Regions from separate parts of the Mus musculus genome. Here region 1 is linked to region 2. The links are chromatin loops, found by intact Hi-C in ENCODE. Cell type or tissue: gastrocnemius. All regions are shown on one strand. Links, peaks and the distances in the headings refer to the core of each region. The heading gives the core; the rest is flanking DNA. Region 1 overlaps Cask (calcium/calmodulin-dependent serine protein kinase (MAGUK family)). Region 2 holds the start of Gm25202 (a small nuclear RNA gene).

Region 1 (12,249 bases), core at 1,669-9,668, 600 kb after region 2:
TTCCCTAGTTCCTGACACTGACTGACCTCTCCTTGGAACTTTACCAGCTCAGAATGTTCATGGCTTTTTCTCAGATTCCAACCTTTATATACCTTTATTTTCTCTATGTGCTTGACTTTATTAACATTGTATTATTGATCTTTCCGTTTCTCATGGTACCTATTCTGTACTGCCTTCTTTTCTTTATGTTGCCTGTATGTGAGTAGGTTTTGTAAGGTTTTATCTGCAACCATTACTCTTGATGACAGGACTAAGTTTGAATTAATAAACAAAAAAAGAGTTCATGTTGTCTATTGCATTGTGCAGTGTGGACTTGGTACTCTCTTGTCTCCCCTTCTACTTTCAGATATAACAACACCACATTGTATTTTATGCATCAGCAAACAGGTTTAGCACTATTAGTAGTGGAAGACTTTAGTTATATATAAAACAAGTGATGTCCCTGCCCAACATTAATGTGAGGATGTTGATATTAATTTTGTTTTCCAAATAGGATTATTTTGTTGTTGTTTTGTAGTTGTTATTGTTATAAGATATTGTCTCATGTAGCCCAGGTTTGCCTTAAACTCACCATCTAGGTATAGGTAGCCTTGAACTCCTGATCCTCCTACCTCCACCTTCCAAGTGCTAGGATTACAAAGAGATGCTACCATGCCCAGCTGCAAACAGTACTTTCATCTTATACATGGTAGTGCTACCTGCATTATCTGTTTGTTCTTTTAAAGATCCTGAGTTAGTCAACATGTTTTGTAGATAATATTTTAAAATTCCCCAGGCTAGAGCTGTAATTTAACAACAGACCAAATATTTATAATACAGAAGACCCTGAAATCCTTTTCCATCACTGCAAAACCTAATCAGTTGATTCATCCTAACTTTAGCTGTGGGAACAGTGCCTTTTTGTGTAAACCATACTATTTCTTATTATATTCCACATAAATTCTGTGAAATGTCTCTAAGTGCTATATTTTATTCTTATCTGGCTTAAGGAAAAGTAAGATAAAGGTAAAATTCAAAACAATAAATTGAGTTACTTATCAGCAGATCAAGGAGAAGTTATCAATTTGGAGGCTGAAACTTGACTGGAAGAGTTTGTGGGAATATACATGCACTTATTTTACTTTGGGACAAGCTGATTCTGTGCACAAAGGAATGAGAACCTTTATTAGTAAAAGCTTCCTCCCATATCTGGATGGAAGCTGACAAAGATGGAATGTTGTATTGCCATAGATGTGAAAGGGTGAGAAGATAAGCTTAGTTTAAATGGGGGATTTCATCTTTTTAGACAGAGAAGTCTTCATGTTACCATAGATCACATCCATCCATTCATTCATCCTTCACTCTAATTGTCTCTTGTTCCTACCTAATGAAGTGTGCTGTGTGTTTGTTTTGCAGATCTAAAGCGGGAAGCCAGTATCTGTCATATGCTGAAGCATCCACACATTGTAGAGCTGTTGGAGACATATAGCTCAGATGGGATGCTTTACATGGTTTTTGAATTGTGAGTGGACATTTTATTTCTCGAGTAAAGTTTTAAGTGATATTGGTTGCAGAAAATCTTAACACCTTTTTCTTCAAGTTTAGCAACAGTTGTGGACTCATCTGATTCAAGAGACCTGGAGTCACAGGTAAAAAACAAGGACTTTCTCATTTAAGGACAAATGGCAAAGGCAACAAAAGCTGGCCATACCAAGTACGCTTACATTGTCAGTACTCTTCAGAGAAGAGGCTCTAAAATGACCTAGAGTCTCCCAAAATCTTGAGTTTGGATCTTAGTGAAGAAGAGGAAGATGAAAGTAGAGGATTCCACATAGAAAGTCTCTCTGGCAACTCAAAATGTATAATAACACACATAACTTTCTCTTTTTATGTAATCATATTGCCATAAAAGGAAACTTCTCCACTAACAGTGTCTTGATTTCAATATGCTACTTCACTTTGACAGTCACATAAGTTTGTTTAAGATGGAGCAGTGTGAGCCAAGCACAACTAAATAATCTATAGATGCTTGGATAAATGTTCAAAGAGATTATGTAAAGCTTTATGGGATATCATTATTCAATATTTTGTCTTTAATCTCTTTCTATTTAAAATTAACCCATGACTTTGATTAGGAAAATAGAAAAAGGAAGATAACCAGCTTCACTATTCAAGATATCAAAATAAGATGATGTATTCATGTATTCATTGTCTATTGCTTCATAATACATTACTCTAAACTTTAGTGACTTTTAAGCAATATCCATGTATTACCTCACTCTCTGAGCATCAGGAATGAAGTTCAACTTAGATAAGTCTTCTGGCTCTAGATCACTCACAAGATGCTAAGTTAAGGGCCAGAGCATCTTAAGACTCTACTGAGGGTGGATGTGCTTCCAATTTCATTCACATGGCTGCTAGCAATCATGTAATGAGTGAGGACCTCAGTTCCCAAGAGCCATTGGCCAGAGGCATTCCTTTGTCCCTTGTCATTGGACCTCTTCATAAATTAGGATGGCTACTAGCTTTGACAGAGCAAGCAACAAAAATAGACATCAACCTTAGAACCTAATTCCAAAAGTTGCACAACATCTCTTCTGGCATATTGTATTATCTAGAAATGAGTCATTGGATCAAGCTCACATACCAAGACCTACATAGCAAGAAGTGGGAACCTCAGGGAGGCATTTTACAAGTTGCACCCTATAGAAGGCTCACTAATACTTTACCTATCTATGTAGAAGTTTGAATCTAAAGAACTGAAACAAAGAAACTCAAATTGAAGAAAAGTTCAGCTACATAAGTGACTTTTTACTGGGAAAGATGTAAATGTTTTGATTAGTTGTTTGCAATAGCTTAGAAATCCTAAATAGAATCTTAGGCCACATTAATTAGAAAGTATATAGAATTCAAAACAAAGCCACACTCCCACCCTTACACACTACTTTTTCACCCTGGAGTATTCATGGTTAGCAATACACCGCAGTGTTTATAGAAAAGGATCACCAGAACAAAAACACGCGGAAAGTCCATTAGGGTAGAGTCACCGTCTTCTAGCATGCTAGAATTTTGAGCTGGGTCTGCTATAAGTTGATATATAAAAACTTCTATTATGGAGCTAGAGAGATGACTTAGAGGTTAAAAGCACTGGCTGCTCTTGGAGAGGACCTGGGTTAGATTCCTGGCACCCACGTGGCAGCTCACAACTATTTGTAACTCCAATTGCAAGAGATCCCTTGCCCTCTTCTGGCCTCTGTAGGCACCAGACATGTATGTGGTACATAGACATATATACAAGAAAAATACCTATGTATAAAATAAAATCTAAAATAAAAATTAAATCTTTTATTGTAAGAAAATTTCTTTCAACACTTTGAATGTTCTTTTAGCTATATTTCCTTCACATTTAAGGAAGTATGTACTATGTGATCTACCTAGCAAAGGAAATCCTATGTCATAGAGCCAGTCAGACTTGATTTCTGTCAAAGAAAAAAGTCTAACTTTTTTTAAAATAAAATTAAAACATTAATAGACATCCCAATGACATTCGTCTAAGTGTTGATTTTAAATTCTAAAATAGTCCAAGCTCTCTTATGAACACATTATCTAGCTATGAGGTGCGAGCTCCTTTCATTCCTCAGGGCTAGGCTTTGCTTCTAGGCTACTTCTAGGGGCTTTGCATTCCCTGACTGTCTGTGAAGATAGGCAGACTTTAGAGGATAGGGGAGAGAACTTGCTCTTTTGAGAAGGCAGACTGTAAATCCAGAAATATGAAAGGAAAAGTAACACCATAGAATTTGTTTTCAGGCAGACTAGGTTATGGTAAGGGAGGAAATGGAAATTAATTGCTTTAAAACATCCTAGTTCTGGAGCCCAGCAGGATGGCTTCACTGGGTAAAAGCTCTGGCCGTGCTGCCCAGTTCTGATGACCTGAGTTAAATCCCCACCACATAATAGCCTGGCAGCTGTCAAGCAAGCTAGCCTGAAGTAGAGTATATCAGAAACAAGGGAGACCCTGCCTCCACAAAGTAGAAAGTGAGAAGCAACTCTTGGAAGTTGTCCTCTGACTTCCACATGCATAGTGTGGTGCTCAGGATAATAATAGGTAATTTTTTTAAAAAAAAAAATCTAGTTCAGATGTCCCTTGGAAAGGCTTTTGAGTACTTCTAGACATACTTAAATCCCAAATGAAGTGCTGTGGCATGGAAGAGCTCTTAAACACATTGAAGTTGGGCTGAAGAGATGGCTCAGAGGTTAAGAGCACTGGCTACTCTTCCAGAGGTCTTGAGTTCAGTTCTCAGCAACCCCACCTACAGTGTATTCATATAAATACAAATAAATACACCTTAAAAATATCATTGGAATCATAGATGCCCATAAATGTATTGATTTTCATATTCTAAGATACCTATATAGGGAAAACATAATCAGTATCTGCAGTTATTTGAAAAACTGTGATCTGTAAGAATATGTGCTTGTTCACTGTGGCATTAGAGGCCACCACTAGAATCAACAAGAGACAAATTTCACCTTTAAGTAAGAAAGGTTCTCTAATGATAAGATTTAGTCCAGGAATGAAGCCACTGTCAATTTTTAAATTCACATTACATCCCAATTGCAGCCCCCTCCCACCTCTCCTCCCTGTCCTGCTCTTACAAATCCTTCACCCCATCAACCCCTCCCTTCACAGGGCACACACTTGCCTCCTTGCACTCAAAAGGATCTGTAGCCATCCAAAATGGCTGAAGGTAGAGGGCCTTACTTTGAGACTAGAGAGGATCTCTAACTTCTCACTCAATTTTAAGATGATTCTTTTAAAATCACTTTTCTGGTTTAATTTTATTCTTCCCTCAAGAACTCTGTTTCTATCCATATTTTTATTCTGAGGGAACTAAAAGCAGATTTAATCATATATCTTAAAATGACAAGCAAAGAAAGCAACATGTTAAAATTTACCTAAATTTTGATCCCCATTCTGCTTGTATCAGGGCCCTAAAATAACACTAGTAGAGAGAAGATGGTCTTTGTTGTCATAAAATCTAGGATTTGGGCTTCTTAGTATTGATGCAGTCCTTATGAGATTTTTGTGGCTGATTTTATATACTGTTGTGATTAAAACAATCCAATGACTGAAGATGACATCTCATTAAAGATTAACATTTATCAATAGCCTAATCCTAATCTTAGCCTAAATTAATAGAATGTAGCTATTCTCTTTTTTTCACCTTCTGTTTTGGGAATTTTCAAATGAAAGGGAGACTAATATAACGAAAGTCAGCACTGAGCTCTAGCAGTTATGAAAACATTTGTCATTCTCTGTTCAAACTATCCTTTCCTGTTATCATTTGCCACTGTAGATTGCTACAGCAGTTTCATTTCACCAGAAACACTCCTGTTTTAAATGATAACACTATTATCATGCCTAACAAAATCACCAATAATTTCTCAATATCATATCTTATTAACTTGACATTCAGTTTTTCCTAATTGAACATGAATCTTAAATGACAGCTATCTAAATTTAGAACTTTTTTATGAGCTCTAGGGATCTGAAAGTAGATTATAAATTCACAGCTAAATTAACAGTGATTTCTTCTTAAAAGGCCAGAACCAAAATAGAAATATCAAACTCTTCTTCTCTACCATTATTTTATAAATCTATCTTCACAGCTATCTTTGCTCAGTTTCTCTACCTCTTGATCTTTTGGATTCAAAGGATCAAACCAGAAAGAGGTTACTCTAAAACTACTCTAAACTGTGATCCTATGTATGGCTCACAGAGCAATGCTGGTACACTTGTGTATGCCTCCACCTACTGGCCCAGAAAGAGAATGCATCTACAGCTGCAGTGTGGATTAAGCTATTCCAGAATCCGGTCCATATTTCTGGCAATAGATGTAAGCTCCCCTGGCATTCAAGGGCTCATTGCTCAAGTTACGAGGGATCTGGATCATTTGCACAGTTTTATAATGTTACATCAATACATAATAGATAGGGAAAGAGGAAAGAAATCAAATTAGGCCCATTGATTTTCTTGTTTCATGGCTTTCTGGAAGCTCTTATGAAGGAAAAAGCTAGACTGAAGAACATATTTGGATTACCAGCATGTTTTTATATTTGGTATCCATATCTGTCTTTTCCTCCGTCTATGTGTGTCCAATACTCCTTCTAATTTGCACTCATGAACTTATATGGCATAATTATGTTGTTGGATATTAGAAAATCCTAGGAAATAGTTGATATATGCATGACTAGAAATAGTGTGCTTAGAATTGAGAACAAAACACCCATGGAAGGAGTTACAGAGACAGAGTTTGGAGCTGAGACAAAAGGATGGACCATCTAGAGACTGCCATACCCAGGGATCCATCCCATAATCAGCCTCCAAATGCTGACACCATTGCATACACTAGCAAGATTTTGCTGAAAGGACCCAGATAGAGCTGTCTCTTGTGAGGCTATGCCGGGGCCTAGCAAACACAGAAGTGGATGCTCACAGTCAGCTATTGGATGGAGCACAGGGCCCCCAATGGAGGAGCTAGAGAAAGTACCCAAGGAGCTAAAGGGATCTGCAACCCTATAGGTGGAACAACAATATGAACTAACCAGTACACCCCAGAGCTCGTGTCTCTAGCTGCATATGTATCAAAAGATGGCCTAGTCGGCCATCACTGGGAAGAGAGGCCCATTGGACTTGCAAACTTTATATGCCTCAGTGCAGGGGAACGCCAGGGCCAAGAAGTGGGAGTGGGTGGGTAGGGGGTTGGGGGGAGGGTATGGGGGACTTTTGGGATAGCATTTGAAATTTGAAATGTATATAAAGAAAATATCTAATAAAAAAAGAAAAAAAAAGAAATAGTGTGTAAATATAAGGCATACTTAAATATAGACTCATAGAACCAGAATTGTAGAACTGGAAAGGATTTAGAGCAGTAGATTTCCAAACTTAGAATGCCTAGTTCAAGCTGGTCTTAGTGGCACTTACCTTTAATCCCAGAATTTGAGAGGCAGAGGCAGGTGGATTTCTGAGTTGGTGGCTAGAATGAGTTCCAGAACTCCCCAAAGCTACACAAAAAAACTCTATCTTGGGAAGGAAGAAGGGAGGAGGGAGGGAGACAGAAAGGCAGAAAATAAATCCTGTGTAGAGTATCTTAGGCAAGCATGTATCTAGGTCCCATACCTGAGTTCAATTTGAACAGATGCAGTCTTCATGGCACCAGGTGAGAGACGTGACCTTTAAAGCAGGAGTAATGCTTAGAGAGTATATTGTTAATCCCCTAGCACTCACAGGAAGACAGTTGACAAGTGTGTGTGCTGGCACTATATCCATTGCTTTGGGATTATTCTTAAATATGAACCTGTTTGTAGTGATTTGCCAAACTTATTTTAAAATATAGATTCAGATTTGAAGATAGGGCTGAGTTGTGTTTCCCCCTCCAAAAAAAATTTAAATATTTGTTTCTCAGTAGCACATTCAGGCTTGTTTTTAGTAGTGTCTGGTACTTGAGTTAAGCTGTAAATCCTAAATTGGCTGGCTAAGGAATTTTAATTACCTTATTATAGTGTGATTACATATACCACAGGGAGAATTTTACAGTAATTAAATATGGATTTTAAACACGTCTGACATGAAAACAATAGTTTTTTTATCTTTTAAAATAACATTCTCAGTTTGTATTTTTGAAGCTTACAAAGGAGATAATAGGCTGGAACTGCTCTTTTTGACTTTAATTTTTTTGTCTGATATGAATTCATGGGGAAGAGAATGTGTGTGAAATTCATTAACTAAGTGGAACTAATTATTACTTACCAGCGAAGTTGCCACTTAAGCAAAAATGTCTCTGTCTCCTATCATACAATGAAAATCTGGACTGTAGCATCTTAATTTATTTAAATGTATACATCTCAAATAGCCTTCTCTAGTCTGTTTGATATTTTTATGTATGATGATGCAGATTACTATTTTTGTGAAGCACAGTGACATTTTTCTTGATTCTTGGTCAAAATTTTTCATCGATTTTTTTTTGTTGTTGTTGTTGTTGTTCTGAATACCATTTCAGGGTCCCCAAGACTACTCTTGGGTTGATGCTTCACTTAAAAGATTAAAAGGATGCAATGTTACTGTATCCATGGATGATTTATTGCAACAAAAGGAAATGGTGCATAAGATCCAGGGAACAAGCTTCCCATGGTCTTTTCCAGCAATTCAATTGTGACCTGCTGCCAACCAGAGAATCTCATTTGAGACGTAATGCCCAGAGTCTTTATTCAGGGGTGGCTGCATAGGTACCCTATACCTGGCATGTACCCAGACTCCCCAAACCCAACTAGATTTTCAGCATAAACAAAACTCCTGTTTGCAGTTTAGATGCAGGCAGTCATTCCTTTCAGTTAGTGAGATAAGAACTTCCTGAGGTTCAAGCCCTCAGATGCCTGCCTATCAGGGCCAACATTGGAAGTGGGCATGTCAGAACTTTCACAAGATCTGCTATGGTAATCCTATGTAAACTAAAACAGAGAAATAGGAGATGGATTTTTTAATTGGTTAACTCGCTCCACAAACCAAATGTAATTGCTTATGAAGATAATTATAAGCTTTGGGTTTGGAGTTGTTTTTAACTTTTAAGTGTAATTATGGTATCATTTTAACACGTAGTAGAAAAAAATTAGGTGGCCAGATCACTGAAGCAAATCATTAGTTGAGATTTTATAATGTAGCAGGGATTTTAAGCTTCTAAGTTATATTTGAAAACAAAGAATACTCTGATACTATTATTAGAAAAATACATTTGAAATTGTCGCTCTAGTAATTTTTGTTCAGCATATTAAATCTGATCTTCAATCAAATAAAATAATTTTAATTAATGATATGCCGATACCATAGGATTAATTCAGTTGATTTTTTTTCTGGAATTTAAAAGTACAATTAATCTTAAAAAATTATAAATAATTTTAAGTATATAAAATTGGTACAATATACCTACTTTGTACCAATTGACAAATGGTTAAAAATTATAATGTCACAAAAAAATGTCACTCACAAACCTTCATCAGTGGCGTGTTTAGGATTATTTTTTTCTACTTAATAGCCTTATACATTTTTGTGACATTGATTTTTTGAGAATAGTGTTTTATGACTGCAGTAAGATACCTAGAGGTGCATATACCACATTTAATTTGATAATCTCCTTATTAGAAATGATGCTGTATTTAATATTCTTTTTAATATAATATTTTAATATATTAATATTTAATATATTATATATAAATATTTAATAAGTGTTCATTATTTTATTGTTGTATATGTCTGAGTATTTGGCCTGAGTGTATATCTGCATACCATGTACATGTCTGGTACCTATAGAGGCCATCAGATCCCTTAACAGACAGTTGTGAGATGCTATTTCAGTGCTGAGACTCATCCCAGTCCTCTAGAAGAGCAGCCAGTGCTCTTAACTACTAAGCCATCTAGAGAGAGAGAGAGAGATTGATTCATCCTTGATAATTCAATAACCCACTAAGTACAGTTTGTGCTGACCTTATACTCATGAGTGTAAGGCCATCCACAGGAGCATGGTCCACCTACCAGGGGCCACACCTTTAAAGAAAATTGACTGTCTCTCGCCCAGCAGGTGTCAACTGGCAATAACTGTTACTCAGCTAGGGGTAGGTACTTGTAAGCCTCTTCCTCCTCCATGCTCGAATGAATTCTATACAGATCATCTGCGGGCAGCCACAACTGCTTCAGTCTTGTTATGTCCAGAAGACAACTGTTTAGCTCAGGTTCCCCCTGACCTCTACCTTTTACAATCTCTCTGCCCTCCCATCCACAACAGTACCAGAGCCTTGAAGGTGGGGCTCTGAAATAAATGTCCCATTTATGACTGAGCATACCACAGATACTTGACAATTAATATTACAATTACTTAAACAGAATTACTAGGTAATCAGAATATGACTATTAACAAACATAATATTCATAGATTTAAGTTAATACATATACCATATTTAGAATAATACATGCACATAAATACAGACTAGGGAATTATTCTAAAAGGAACATCCACATAGCTACAACCACATCAAGAAATAAAAATAATTGCCAACATTTCTGTAGCCTTAATTCTAAGTCTTTGTGACCATAGCCCCTTTTTCTGTACGACAGCTTTAATATGCATGTCATTTTTATGCTTATCCAGCTGTCTCATCCAAATAAGCAGCATGCATAATGTAATTCACTGCCCCTTGTTTTTCTATGAAGTCACACAGTGTATATTTTAGATCTATAAGACTCATCCAAGTTGCTTTGTGCATCTATTCCTTTTCATCACTATACAGCAAGCATTGCAATGAACAGACTTTCAGTATTTATTCATTTTAAAGTTAATGAATATCAGGGAAAGCCCTAGCTTTCCTTGAACTGCCGTCATTTCAGCATGTTGTTGGTCATTACTAATAGCGCCTTCTCCTTACACTCATTATCTATCCTGTACTGTATAGCCCTCCTGATACTTAGTGATGCCAGATTTTTTTTTTTAATTTTGCTAATTGGGATGAAGTTTTTCCTCATTGCCCTTTCTGATTGCCACTTGTAATCCTCTATCTTCATTCTTTTAGTTTTGTTTTGTTTAATAAAAGAGACTTTGGTAGTTTTAATCTAATGTAATCGTCACTTGTTTTGCTTTTTGTTAGCATTTTTGTGTCTGAAGAATCATTTACCAAGCCTGAGAAAATGGATATTTTCTCTTGTATTTTATCATCCATCTGGAATTGATTTGAGATACACTGTAAAATAGCAGTCCAATTTCATGTCTTTCCATACGGAGATTCAATTGTCCCAGCAGTTATTAAAAAACCTGCTCTGTGGTATAGCCTTTACCATAAATCAAACACCATATATGAATGATTGTTTCCAGGCACAGTTCGAGCCCATTGGCTTGCTTGCATGCCTGGCATTGTGCCAAGACTCTGTTGTCTTATGAGTTCTGGAACCTTGTAGAGTCAGTCCTTCCAGCTACATTCCTTTACAGGCATGCTTGGAGGACATACTTGGCTCTGAATTCTCTAAAAATGTTTTAGAATATGGCCATGAGTTTCCACCAAAAAAAAAAAAAAAAATAGAACTATTGGCAGTTTTGACATTAATGTTTATATTTAATCTTTATAACAATTTGAGAATAATTGACCTGCTTGCAGTATTAATATTGAATCTTCTAATTCGTTAACGTCATATGTAGCTTCCCATTTAGCTCTTTGACTTCTTTCAATGAATTTGTATGCTTTCTTTATAAAGACTGTGTACATCTATATTAGATGTGGCTTTGATCAATACATGTTAGATAATGATAACAGCTTCGTTAAGTAAGTTTTATTAGTTTGGTTCTTAGGTACTAGCTATCCATTTCCATTCATCAGGCTTTAATTCTGGTAATTAGTACAGTCATTTGGATTTTCTGAATACATGATCGTATTGTTTGCGTATGATGATGTTTCATTCCATACAAGTTCTTTTTTAAATTACATTCATTCATTTATTCATTCATTCGTTTGTTTGTTTGTTTGTTTGTTTGTTTGTTGCGAGCACATGGAAGTCAGTGGACAACTTATGGTAGTTGGTTCTCCTCACTATATGGGTTTCAGGGATTGACCTCAGCTAGTCAGGCTTCTGAGCAATTGCCTTTACTCACTGAGCCATCTTGCCAGCCCATAATTCTGTTGTGTTTCTTTTTCATTTTATTGCCTTTATTGTGATAGATAAAGCATCTAGAAAATAACATTGTGTATAATAAGTGTGAATAGGAAGTGAATTTCATCAAATGCTTTTTTTCTGCGTGTCTTGAAATGGTCAGATGCTAGCAGCCTTTAATCTATTGATGCCCTGAATTGCGTTGATTCTTGTGTTGACCCAATTAAATTGTTATGTATAAATAAGCTTTATAATCCTTCTTATATGTGCTGGATTTTGTTTACATTTATGCTTATGGGATAATTTTGTTATAATTTTCTTGTTCTATCCATACCATGTTTTCATATCTAGATTACATTATAAAATAGTTGAAGCTCCTTTCTTTATCTGGGTTTTCTTTTCCTTCCTTATATAGTTCATAAAACTCACATAAACAAAAGTTTCTTATAAGAAGCGTTTCTGTTTCTGGTTTAATTCTTTAAATGTTTGCAGAAATATTAAGAAGTTCTGGCCATTAGTATGCCATGTTTACCAATTGCATTTTACTAGGGAAAAGGGTCAATTTTATGTGGATTCTAAACAGT
Region 2 (12,249 bases), core at 1,646-9,645:
AGTTCCAGAGACATAGCTAGACCCTTTAGGCTGTTATGAAACTCCTCTTCAGAGTCATGTAAATATGCTTGGCGGAGAATGAAGAATAGCAGGCCATTTCCATAGGTTTCCCCAGTACTTCATAACCAGCCTATGCATACTTTAGCTATTTACCTGTGATAAGGCAGATGGGTTAATTTTGAAATTAGTCATTGCACATGATTCCTTTCATGAAAATCGGCATTGAATCTTACTTTGTTGTGTCTTTCCAATGTATAATTTGAAACATTGCCATTTAATATTAGTTTCATGAGAAAGAATTCATTAGCTTTAAAACGTGAAGTAAAAGTGACTGGGTATTAACACCTTTCCAGTTATTGATATTCTCTGAGTGTATTTTCGCTCTTTTCTTGGTTCCCTTAACCTCTGTAAACTCTCCATTAACAGCTTACAGTTAAATCCCTGAGAATGCTGACTGCTTTCTTCTGGGGCCTAGACTCTGCCCTTACTAAAAAAAAATAAATAAAATTAGAAATGTAGCCAGCTTTCCACCCCTGTAGGTCTCACATCTGTGTATTCAACTAGCCAAGGAGTGAACAAATTGTTTAAAATCAAATTCCAGAAAGTTCCTAAAGCAACATCTGAATTTTCTGGATCCAAGGTGCTAGATAAATATATCTTGCTATATATAGCTTCCATCATTTATTTCACATGTACTGAGTCTGCCTAGAATTTGATGTTTAAGCTTTATGTATTTCACACATCACTTGTGTATCAGGTAGATGCAAACATCATAGGGTTACTGTCTTAGAGTTTTATTACTGTGAAGAAACACTATGACCAGGCAACTCATATAAATAAAACATTTCATTGAGGCTGGCTTAGAGTTTCAGAGGTTTAGTCCATTATCATCAAGGTGGGAAGCATGGCAGCGTCCAGGCAGGCATGGTGCTAAAGGAGCTAAGTTTTCTACATCTTGATCCCAAGGCAGCCAGGAGGAGACTCTTATGCATCCAGCCAGAAAAAGGGATCTTATTCTACACTGGGCAGAGCTTGAGTATAGTATTAGAAGCCCTCAAAGCCTGCCCACACAGTGATGCACTTCTTCCAGTAAGGCCACACCTATTCCAACAAGGCCATACCTCCTAATAGTGTTCCTTCCTATGGGTCAAACATATTCAAACCACACATTTACCTACCTACTACACAATGAACACAGAGCAGATAGGACAAATGGTGTACTGAGAACACATAGCTGATGGTGGATCATGGTAATATAGTTTGCCTGACAGTTTTTGTAACTTTACATTTAGAGTAGTGCTTTAGGACAATATAACTAGGAACATAAAGGTCTTGGTTCTTGATCTGCCTTACCAGCTCTCTTTTGGAAAATATAAAATATTCCATTACCACTAAACAGAGCTGATACCCAGCAAAAATCTGGAACAACTTGGACTTAAGGCTCAGTGTTAATCTGCTTGTTAGTTTATTGTGTTTTCATGGGAGCCTCTGGGAATGTAGCCTTTATTTTTATCACAGGAAATCTTGGCTTTTTATAAGATTTGTGTGTCAAAATATTTATTTTCAAAGAAATTTAAACCCAGTCCTTTGTGGAGTATCGAGATCACATGTTAAGGGCTATTAGGCAAAAATTGTAGAATGGCCAAAGATATCTAGAAAGTACTATGTTAAATTAAAATGAATCTTTTTGTGTGTGTAACAACCTGGGTTTGAAATGCATCAAGCATCTACAAGTACAGAATATGATATACATAGTTTCTGAACCTATATGGAATAGATGAATCTTCTGTTAAAGACATACCTCATAAGAGCTTGGGCAACATTTTCCTATGTGAGTGTTTAGTGGGGGAGGTGTAGTGGTAAGCTAGATTATAAGGTTTTCCAAGGAAGAAGTTCACTCTTCTTCAATCCCCTGGCTCTTGCTGAACCAAAACCAAGTCGCTTTGAACCCGACTAAATCGTACATCTTACTGAATTTACCCCATACACTTCATTTAAAATTTGGCACCATCCCCAACTGTCAGAGGTTTTTAATCTGGTACAAAAGGTTACAGAGGAATTTTCCTACCCATATCTGGCAGACCATGCAAAGCTTTTTAATTAACTTTAAAGGGTCTGTGAAAGTCATGTGGATGACAGGATATATAGCATGCACGTGTGTGAGCGCGCGCGCGCGCACACACACACACACAAGCAGGAGACACAGAATATAGGAATGAAAGAATCTACTGGAGCCCTTCCAAAGGCACTTCCCTGCCATTTGATGAAAAATACATTTCTTGTTTAAAATTCAAATGTACAAATTGAAAATTAAAACAGAAAATAAAACAAAGCTGAGGAATCTGTATTACAGGAAGATTACCCTTTTAGAAAGCAATACACACCAAGCCTTTTGCTGATAAAAGGATCCTCTCTCTCTACCCAGTCCCCACTTACAGATGACACAAAGCAAATAAAATTATCACAAGACAGAGTTTAAGCGACAGTGGAACATTATGATCTTAGAACTTGACATAGTAAGATCTTGAAAGCAGGAATTCAACTTGAGCAAATTCTGATGATCCTTTGACAACATGATATGTACAGGGCCTGGCAACACCAGGCTTTAAACATGCACAGTTACCCCAAATGGATCCTACTTTCTCCTCATTGCCACAAATAGGAAGCACCCAGTAGCTGTTTCAAGGATGTTTTCTCTATTTTGTTCCCTTCCTTCCAGAATGGTCATGTATGCATTCAACCCACTATGTACTGGGATGAAGGAGGCCTATTGGAGGAAGAATAATGTGTGTCGTCTGAAGACAATCTCCACCTAAATTTACAACCTCTGAGCTATGGGTTTCCTTTAGGAAAACAGGAGGGAAGCCCATGAATGAATCTACATATCAGCTAATGCTTTATGTACCTCACATATATACATGCTATTAAACTTCAAATTACTTATAGATACTTTTATGATGAGTAAAAGTAAAAATCCAACTATATACTATATTTAAATGATCATATCTTACTTATTTTCTCAATCAATGTGTACAAAAAGATCAACCTTCAGGAATAGTTTCCTTAAAAGTTTAGAATTTAAAGAGGGGATTCTATATAAAAATGGCTGCTCTATTCTTCCCAATGTTTTTAGTAAATCTGCTCTGAAATCTCCCCCACATATGACTTCTTAAAATCCCCTGATGATTGCTCGTCGGCCTTTTGGCTAAGATCAAGTGTAGTATCTGTTCTTATCAATTTAATATCTGATACTTCCTCTATCTGAGGACAATGTATTAAATGGATTTTTGGAAGTAGGAGTTGGAATAGGAGCTTGCTCCGTCCATTCCACGCATCGACCTGGTATTGCAGTACCTCCAGGAACGGTGCACCCCCTCCGGGGAATAAGAGTGGTTTGAAAAGTAGACTTCTGCAGCTTTTCTTTTGTCTGCGGTTCTTGCTTCACTATTACTCTTAGTCTGTTTCTATCGTTGCTCACTCTCTCTGTCTGAAATGACTGGCCCCTGTCACTATTTTCTGAGGTAGGCTGTTGTTGTACTCTTAGTCAGTCACTCTAGAACTCTGATTAGTTTCTTTAAATCTCTTAATAAACAGAATCTTACTCCAGACTCACTGCAAGAACAAGTTAAAGAACTATCAACTTCACACATAGACAAACAAACAAACAAACAAACAAAAACAAACAAAAAAAATCCCCTGATGAAGAATTCTTCATGGCCAAGGAAAAGGCATGCCATTATGTGTTGAATTGTTCATCATTTATTAAATTGAATCAACACTAGCACTTGGCAGTTGTAGATCGACCAACAATAGATTTTCACAGCTTTCCTGCTAACCCGTTGACTGAGAGCATCGTGGTGTGACGGGTGGAGGCTGGAATCATTTGGAAAGAATAACCTTGTCCACTATAGTAAGATATCTTTTCCTTGGTGCTGAATGGAAAAGTGGCCCCTAGTCTCATGGCATTGAATAAAATAGCTCTGGCAATCTGGTTAGGAGAGAGTGTGCTGAGGCTGGCTATTGTCAAGCAGAAGTAGGTTTTGTTTAACCTGAATCAAGACATTTAGTGCTGACACAGAAAAGTCCAAAGTGCACATCAGCAGGCATCTCTCATAATCACTTAAAGCTCTCTGGTAGTTATTACCGGCCCAGCTCTCCAGCCCCAACTGCCATTTCCTTGATGGAAGGCACTGCTTGATTTATAGCTAGGGTGAAATTATCCACCCTGAGACCGTACTAATTTTCTTATGTAACCTAAAGGAAAGTTTTGCCATTAGGGTATCACATTACAACTTTCCCAGTAGGTTCGTTCCATGAACTTTTCTGAATCTACACATTTCAAGTCATGAAAGATAAAAGAAATGTGAAGGAAAAGCAGGTGAGCTAGCTTCACATACCATCTGTCATTTCTCCTGTTGAGCTCACATCTGGCATGATTTCATGGGGCTTTCTATAACCAAGGGCTTGTTACCGGAAGAAATGAATTTTGACTTCACTCAGGGTTCCTTGCTGTCTTCATGTTGTGGCCAGATTGTATTTATACCTATGTATAAATAGATTTTATTTATTTATACCTATATTATTTTAACTATAAAATAAACAAGTAAAAGGGCTTTACACATATATACTACACAAATAAGTTCAGATATAGGTATAAGCTCATAAAGCCATACAAATAAAACAGACATCAATTGATTTACATAATGATTTAAATATACATTTGCATTTAAATGTGGTAGTCATCTGTAAAAGTTAGGTCATAGTTTAAGTGTAGCTCCCAAAGGTTCATGTGCTGGGAACTTGGTCCTCAATGTAACAATACCTATAGGTGGTGGAACCTTTAAGAATTCAGGACCAATGACAGGTGTTAAGGTCATGAGTGAAGTAACCACACAAGGTATCAATGTCACCTTATAGAAATAGGTTGTCTTGCCAGGTTAGAGAGTTTGGCTTCTTCTCTATGTCATGCTATCAAATACACACACTAACCTCAGGCATCTATTGGATCCTGCAGTTTCCCTTCCCTCAAACATTTATTCCAACAATTCATATGGTTCCAATGTGGTGGCAGTGAAGACTGTTCCCTGGACAATCCAACACTTCTTACTCATCTTCCTTGTTATACGTTTCTCCATATCACTTCCTAACTCCAGTTATGGTTTGTAATTTCATTTTAAAATGCATTTCAATTAAAACACAATTACATCATTCCCCTGTTCATGTTGCTCATTTCAGATCCTTCCATGTTCCCCTGTCACGTTCAAATTGATAGTATCATCTGCTTTTATATTTTAACTATATATGCAAAAAGTCATACATACACACACACACACACACACACACACACACACACATATATATATATATAGTCTGTTGAGTCTATTTCTGTTGCTTGTGCGAATATTCTTTCAGGAACAACTACTTTGTATTATTAAGCCTGTCAGGAGGCTCATTCCTGGCAGAGGATATTACTCTCTCTCTCTCTCTCTCTCTCTCTCAGCAGTATTATCAGTTTCCTGTTTTTCTTTGTCTAGGTGTAGGATCCCATGAGATATTCCCCCTTCTATATTAGCTTGTTTATTGAAACATCAGACTTCAGGTCTTGTTTATGCAACTATTTTTTGTTACATAATCACTAATATTGCTCCACTCTAAAGAAAAAGTGAAATTTGCTCTTTCTATTCTCCACATTTCAGAGTATTTTATAGACCTCCAAAAGATTGTATTGAGAACTCTCTAAGGTGGGTCCACTCAGGAGAGCACAGGCCTCAGAAGTGGCAGACCTTCTAAGACAGTGTCCTACGGACCTACATCTGCAGCCAGGAGGTGGGGCTGTTCCACAGCCCTCCACCAGGAGAGAACTGGTCTCTCAGGAGTGCTAACACAGTCTTACAGATTCACAGGAGGAACAAGCTCCAGCCACAGACAGCAAGAACATCTAACACCAGAGATTACCAGATGGTGAAAGGAAAATGCAAGAATCTTACCAACTGACACTAAAACTATTTGACATCATCAGAACCCAGTACTCCCAGCACAGTGGGTCCTGGATACCCCAACCACTGGAAAAGCAAGATTCAGATATAAAATCATATTTCATTATATATTTGAGATATGATTATATATCATATTATATATATATGCTGATTGAGAACTTTAAGAAGAACATTGATAACTCCCTTAAAGAAATACAGGAGAACACAGGTACACAGGTAGAAGCCATTAAAGAAGAAACAGAAAAACAGAAAAGCCCTTACAGAATTACAGGAAAACACAATGAAACATGTGAAGGAATTGAAAAAAAAAACAATCCAGGATCTAAAAATGGAAGTAGAAACAATAAAGAAATCACAAAGGGAGACAACTCTGGAGATAGAAGTCCTAGGAAAGAAATCAGGAGCCATAGATGCAAGCATTACCAACAGAAAATAAAAAATGGAAGAGATAATCTCAGGTACAGAAGATTCCATAGAAAACAATGACAAAACAATCAAAGAATATGTAAAATGCAAAAAGATCCTAACTCAAAACATCCAGGAAATATAGGACACAATGAGAAGACAAAACCTAAGGATAAAAGGGATAGATAAAAATGAAGATTTTCAATTTAAAGGGCCATTAAATATCTTCAACAAAACTATAGAAGAAAACTTCCCTAACCTAAAGAAAAGACGCCCATGAATATACAAGAAACCTACAGAACTCCAAATAGACTCAACCAGAAAAGAAATTCCTCCTGACACATAATAATCAAAATGCCAAATGCATTTTAAAAAGATAGAATATTAAAAGCAGTAAGGGGAAAAAGTCAAGCAACATATAAAAACAGACCTATTAGAATTACACCATATTTCACACCAGAGATTATGAAAGCCAGAAGTTCCTACGAATATGTCATACAGACCCAAAGAGAACACAAATACGAGCCCAGGCTACTATACCAAGCAAAACTCTCAATTAACATAGATGGAGAAACTAAGTTGTTCTATGACAAAGCCAAATTTAAACAAAATCGTGACACAAATCCAGCCCTACAAAGGGTAATAAATGTAAAACATCAACACAGGGAGGGAAACTACACACTTAAAAAAAGGCAAGAAAGAAATATTCTTTCAACAAAGCCAAAAAAATATAGTCACAGAAACATAATTCCACAAACAACAACAAAAATAAGAGGAAGCAACAATTACTTTTCTTTAATATCTTGTAATATCAATAGACTCAATTCTCCAATAAAAAGACATAGACTAACAGACTGGCTACATAAACAGGACCCAACATTTTGCTTCATGCAGGAAACCCACCTCAGGGACAAAGACAGACACTACCTCAGAGTAAAAGGCTGGAAAACACTTTCCCAAGCAAAGAGTCCCAAGGAAAAAGCTGTATTTGCCATTCTAATATCAAATAAAATCAACTTTCAACCAAAAGTTATCAAAAAGTATAAGAAGGGACACTTCATACTCATCAAAGATAAAATCTATAAAGAAGAGCTCTCAATTCTGAATATCTATGCTCCAAATGCAAAGGCATCCACAGTCATTAAAGAAACTTGAGTAAAGCTCAAAGCACACATTACACCTCACACAATAATAGTGGGAGACTTCAACACACTACTATCATCAATGGATAGATCCTGGAAACAGAAACTAAACAGAGATACAGTGAAACAAACAGAAGCTATGAAACAAATAGATTTAACAAATATCTATAGAATGTTTTATACTAAAACAAAAGAATATACCTTCTTCTCAGGACCTTAAGATACCTTCTCCAAAACTGACCATATAATCAGTCAAAAAACAGACCTCAACAGATACAAAAATATTGAAATAATCTCATGCATCCTATCAGATCACCACAGTGTTGCGGCCGCCAGCAGCTCGCAACATGAACGGTTCGACTGAGAAGGCCACTCGAGCTGTAAGAGAGGAATCTAGACGGGGCGAAAGAAGAAACGGATCTAAGACAAATTCATTCTGATCAAAGCTCAAATTTTATTGTTGTGACACTAGTTATGAAGGAAGGGGGAGGGGACCCGATTCCCGCCGAATAATCTCTGGTCCAGTAGAAAGGTGCACGTGTGTGGCTCCGCAGGTTCTAGAAGTGGGCGTGGCAGAACGAATGAGCAGGAAGCTCCACCCCTGAGCAAGCAGGTTTCAGGCTGGGGGAGGGGAGACTACACCACAGAGTAAGGCTGATTTTCTTTTTTTTTTTTTTTTTTTTTTTTTTTGGTTTTGGTTTTTTCGAGACAGGGTTTCTCTGTATAGCCCTGGCTGTCCTGGAACTCACTTTGTAGACCAGGCTGGCTTCGAACTCAGAAATCCGCCTGCCTCTGCCTCCTGAGTGCTGGGATTAAAGGCGTGCGCCACCATGCCCAGCATAAGGCTGATTTTCAATAACAACATGAATAATAGAAAGCCAAAGTTGAGCCAGGCATGGTGGCGCACGCCTTTAATCCCAGCACTCGGGAGGCAGAGGCAGGCGGATTTCTGAGTTCGAGGCCAGCCTGGTCTACAGAGTAAGTTCCAGGACAGCCAGGGCTACAGAAAAACCCTGTCTCGAAAAACCAAAAAAAAAAAAAAAAAGTTGACATGGAAGCTGAAGAACACTCTACTCAATGATAACTTGGTCAAGGAAGAAATAAAGAGATTAAAGACTTTTTAGAGTTTAATGAAAATGAAGCCACAACTTACCCAAACTTTAAAAACACAAGGAAAGCAGTCCTAAGGGGAAAACTCATACCTCTGAGTGCCTCCAAAAAGGATCTGGAGAAAGCATACACTAGTAGCTTGACAGCACACCTAAAAGCTCTACAAAAAAAGCAAGCAAGTTAACCCAAGAGTAGTAGAGAGGAAATAATCAAACTCAGGGCTGAAATCAACCAAGCAGAAACAAACAAACAAACAAACAAACAAACAAAAAACTATTCAAAGAATCAACTATGAACCAGCAGCTGGTTCTTTGAGAAAATCAACAAGATAGATTAAACCCTTAGCCAGACTAAATAGAGGGCACAAGGACAGGATCCTAATTAACAAAATCAGAAATGAAAAGGGAGACATAACAACAGAATCTGAGGAAAGCTAAAATATCATCATGTCCTACTACAAAAGCCTATACTCAACACAACTATAAGACCTCAATGAAATAGACAATTTTCTAGACAGATACCAGGTACCAAAGTTAAATCAGGATCAGATTAATGATCAGTCCCATATTCCCCAAAGAAATAGAAGAAGTCATTAATAATAAAAAAAAAAAAAAGCCAAGAACCAGGTGAGTTTAGTGCAGAGTTCTATGAGACCTTCAAAGAAGACCTAATTCCAATGCTTCTCAAAATTTTCCACAAAACTGAAACAGGAGGTACTCAACCCAATTCTTTCTATGAAGCCACAATTACTCTGATACCTAAACCACACAAAGACCCAACAAAGACAACTTCAGACCAATTTCCCTTATGAAGATGGATGCAAAAACACTCAATAAATTTCATGCCAACTGAATCCAAGAACACATCAAAATAAACATCCATCATGATCAAGTAGGCTTTATTCCAGGGATGCAGGGATGGTTTACTATACAGAAATCCATCAATGTAATCCACTCTACAAACCAACTCAAAGACAAAAAACACATGATCATCTCCTTAGATGCTGAGAAAGCATTTGACAAAATCCAACACCCATTCATGGTAAAAAGTCTTGGAAAGATCAGGAATTCAAGGCCCATACCTAAACATAAAAAAGCAATATACTGCAAACCAGTAGCCAACATCAAACTAAAGGGAGAGAAATTTAAAGCAATCCTACTAAAATCGGGACTAAACAAGGCTGCCCACTCTCCCCCTACCTATTCAATATAGTACTTGAAGTCCTAGCCAGAGCAATTAAGCTGCAAAAGGAGATCAAAGGAATATAAATTGGAAAGGAAGAAGTCATAATAACACTATTTGCAGATGACATGATAGTATGCATAAGTGACCCCAAAAATTCTACCAGAGAACTCCTAAACGTGATTAACATCTTAAGTGAATTAGCTGGATATAAAATTAACTCAAACAAATCAGTGGCCTTTCTCTACACAAAGGATAAACAGGCTGAGAAAGAAATTAGGGAAGCAAAACCCTTCACTATAGTCACAAATAATATAAAATACCTTAGTGTGACTCTAACTAAGGAAGTGAAAGAACTGTATGTTAAGAACTTCAAGTCTTTGAAGAAAGAAATCGAAGATCTCAGAAGATGGAAAGATCTCCCATGCTCATGGATTGACAGGATTAATATAGTCAAAATGGCTATCTGGTCGAAAGCAATTTACAAATTCAATGCAATCCCCATCAAAATGCCAACTTAACTCTTCACAGAGTTAGAGCAATTTTCAAATTCACCTAGAATAACAAAAAAACCTAGGATAGCCAAAATTATTCTCAACAATAAAAGAACCTCTGGTGGAATCATCATCCCTGATTTCAAGCTGTATTACAGAGCAATTGTGATGAAAACTGCATGGAACTGGTACAATGACAGACAGAATGGAATAGAATTGAAGATCCAGAAATGAACCCACACATTTATGGTCACTTGATCTCTGACAAAGGAGCTAAAACCGTCCAATGGTAAAGAGATCACATTTTTAATAAATGGTGCTGCCTCTACTGGCACTTAGCATGTTGAAAAATGTAAATTGATCCATTCTTATCTCATTGTACAAAGCTCAAATGTAAGTGGATCAAGGAAATCCACATAAAACCAAACACACTGAAACTTATTGAGGAGAAAGTGAGGAAGAGCCTTGAACATATGGGCATATGGGAAAAATACCTGAAAAGATCACCAATGCCTTGGGCTGCAAGATCAAGAATTAACAAATGGGACCTCATAAAATTGCAAAGCTTCTCTAAGTCAAAGGACATTGTTAATAAGACAAAAAGGCAAACAACAGATTGGGAAAAGATCTTTACCAATCCTAAATCTGATATATATAGGATATACATCCAATATATATATATATAAACTTAAGAAAATGGACTCCAGAAAACCAAGTAACTCTATTTAAAAATGGGGTAAAGAGCTAAACAAAGAATTCTCAACTGAGGAATAATGAATGCCTGAGAAGCACCTAAAAAATGTTCAATATCCTAAGTCATCAGAGAAATTCAAATCAAAACAACCCTGAGATTTCACCTCATACATGTCAGAATGGCTATGATCAAAAGCTCAGGTGACAGCAGATGATAGCCAGGATATGCAGAATGAGGAACACTCCTCCATTGCTGGTGGGATTGCAAGCTGGTACAACAACTCTGGAAATCAGTTTGGCAGTTCATCAGAAAATTGGACATAGTACTACTGAAAGATCCTGCAATACCACTCCTGATCATATACCCAGAAGATGCTCCAACATGTAATAAGGACACATGCTCTACTATGTTCATAACAGCCTTATTTATAATAGTCACAACCTGGAAAGGACCCATATGTCCCTCAAGATAGGAATAGATATAGAAAATGTGGTACATTTACACAATAGAGTACTACGCAGCTATTAAAAACAATGAATTCATGAAATTCTTAGACAAATATATGGATCTGGAGGAAATCATACTAAGTGGGGTAATCCAATCACTAAAGAACACACATGATATACACTCACTGATAAGTGGATATTAGCCCTTGAAGCTCAGAATACCTAAGATACAATTTGCAAAACACATGAAACTCGAGAAGAAGGAAGACGAAAGTATGAATACTTCATTCCTTTATAGAAGAGGGAACAAAATACCCATGGAAGGAGTAACAGAGACAAAGTTTAGAGCAAAAACAGAAGGAATGACCATCCAGAGACTGCCTCACCTAGGGATCCATCCCATAAACCACCACCAAAATCAGACACTATTGCAGATTCCAACAAGATTTTACTGACAGGAGCCTAAAATAGCTGTCTCCTGAGAGGCTCTGCCAGTGCCTGACATATACAGAAGTAGATGCTCACAGCCATCCATTGGATGGAGTTGCAGGGTCCCCAATAAAGGAGCTAGAGAAAGTAAGTACCCAAGGAGCTAAAGGAGTATGGAGCCCCATAGGAGGAACAACAATATGAACTAACTAGTACCCCCAGAGCTCTCTGGGACTAAATCACTAATCAAAGAAAACACAGTGGGACTCATGGCTCTAGCTGCATATGTAGCAGAGAATGGCCTAGTCGGTCATTAAAGGGAGGAGAGGCCCTTGGTCCTGTGAAGGTTCT

The links. A loop is a pair of places that touch in the nucleus more often than their neighbours do. Peaks named below come from ENCODE experiments on the same cell type or tissue, not always from the same donor. Only the 100,000 strongest peaks of a DNase experiment are listed, where the experiment ranks them.
Region 1: a loop joins it to region 2, with 4 times the contacts of the local background. A loop is called at or near these places in 4 of 42 quality-filtered maps.

What each region holds. Positions count from the first base shown.
Region 1 is chrX:13,703,918-13,716,166 of GRCm38, reverse strand. Cask (calcium/calmodulin-dependent serine protein kinase (MAGUK family)) reads left to right here. Exons shown (of 27, transcript NM_001284503.1): 3 at 1,396-1,501. Among named protein-coding and RNA genes, the nearest start is that of Gpr82, 49 kb to the right of the region's middle. In gastrocnemius, for the core only: no CTCF peak of the experiment used is centred there; a DNase peak (open chromatin) is centred at 5,802.
Region 2 is chrX:14,306,528-14,318,776 of GRCm38, reverse strand. Gm25202 (a small nuclear RNA gene) reads left to right here and starts at 3,186; the gene lies at 3,186-3,376. In gastrocnemius, for the core only: a CTCF peak has its summit at 5,825; a DNase peak (open chromatin) is centred at 5,847.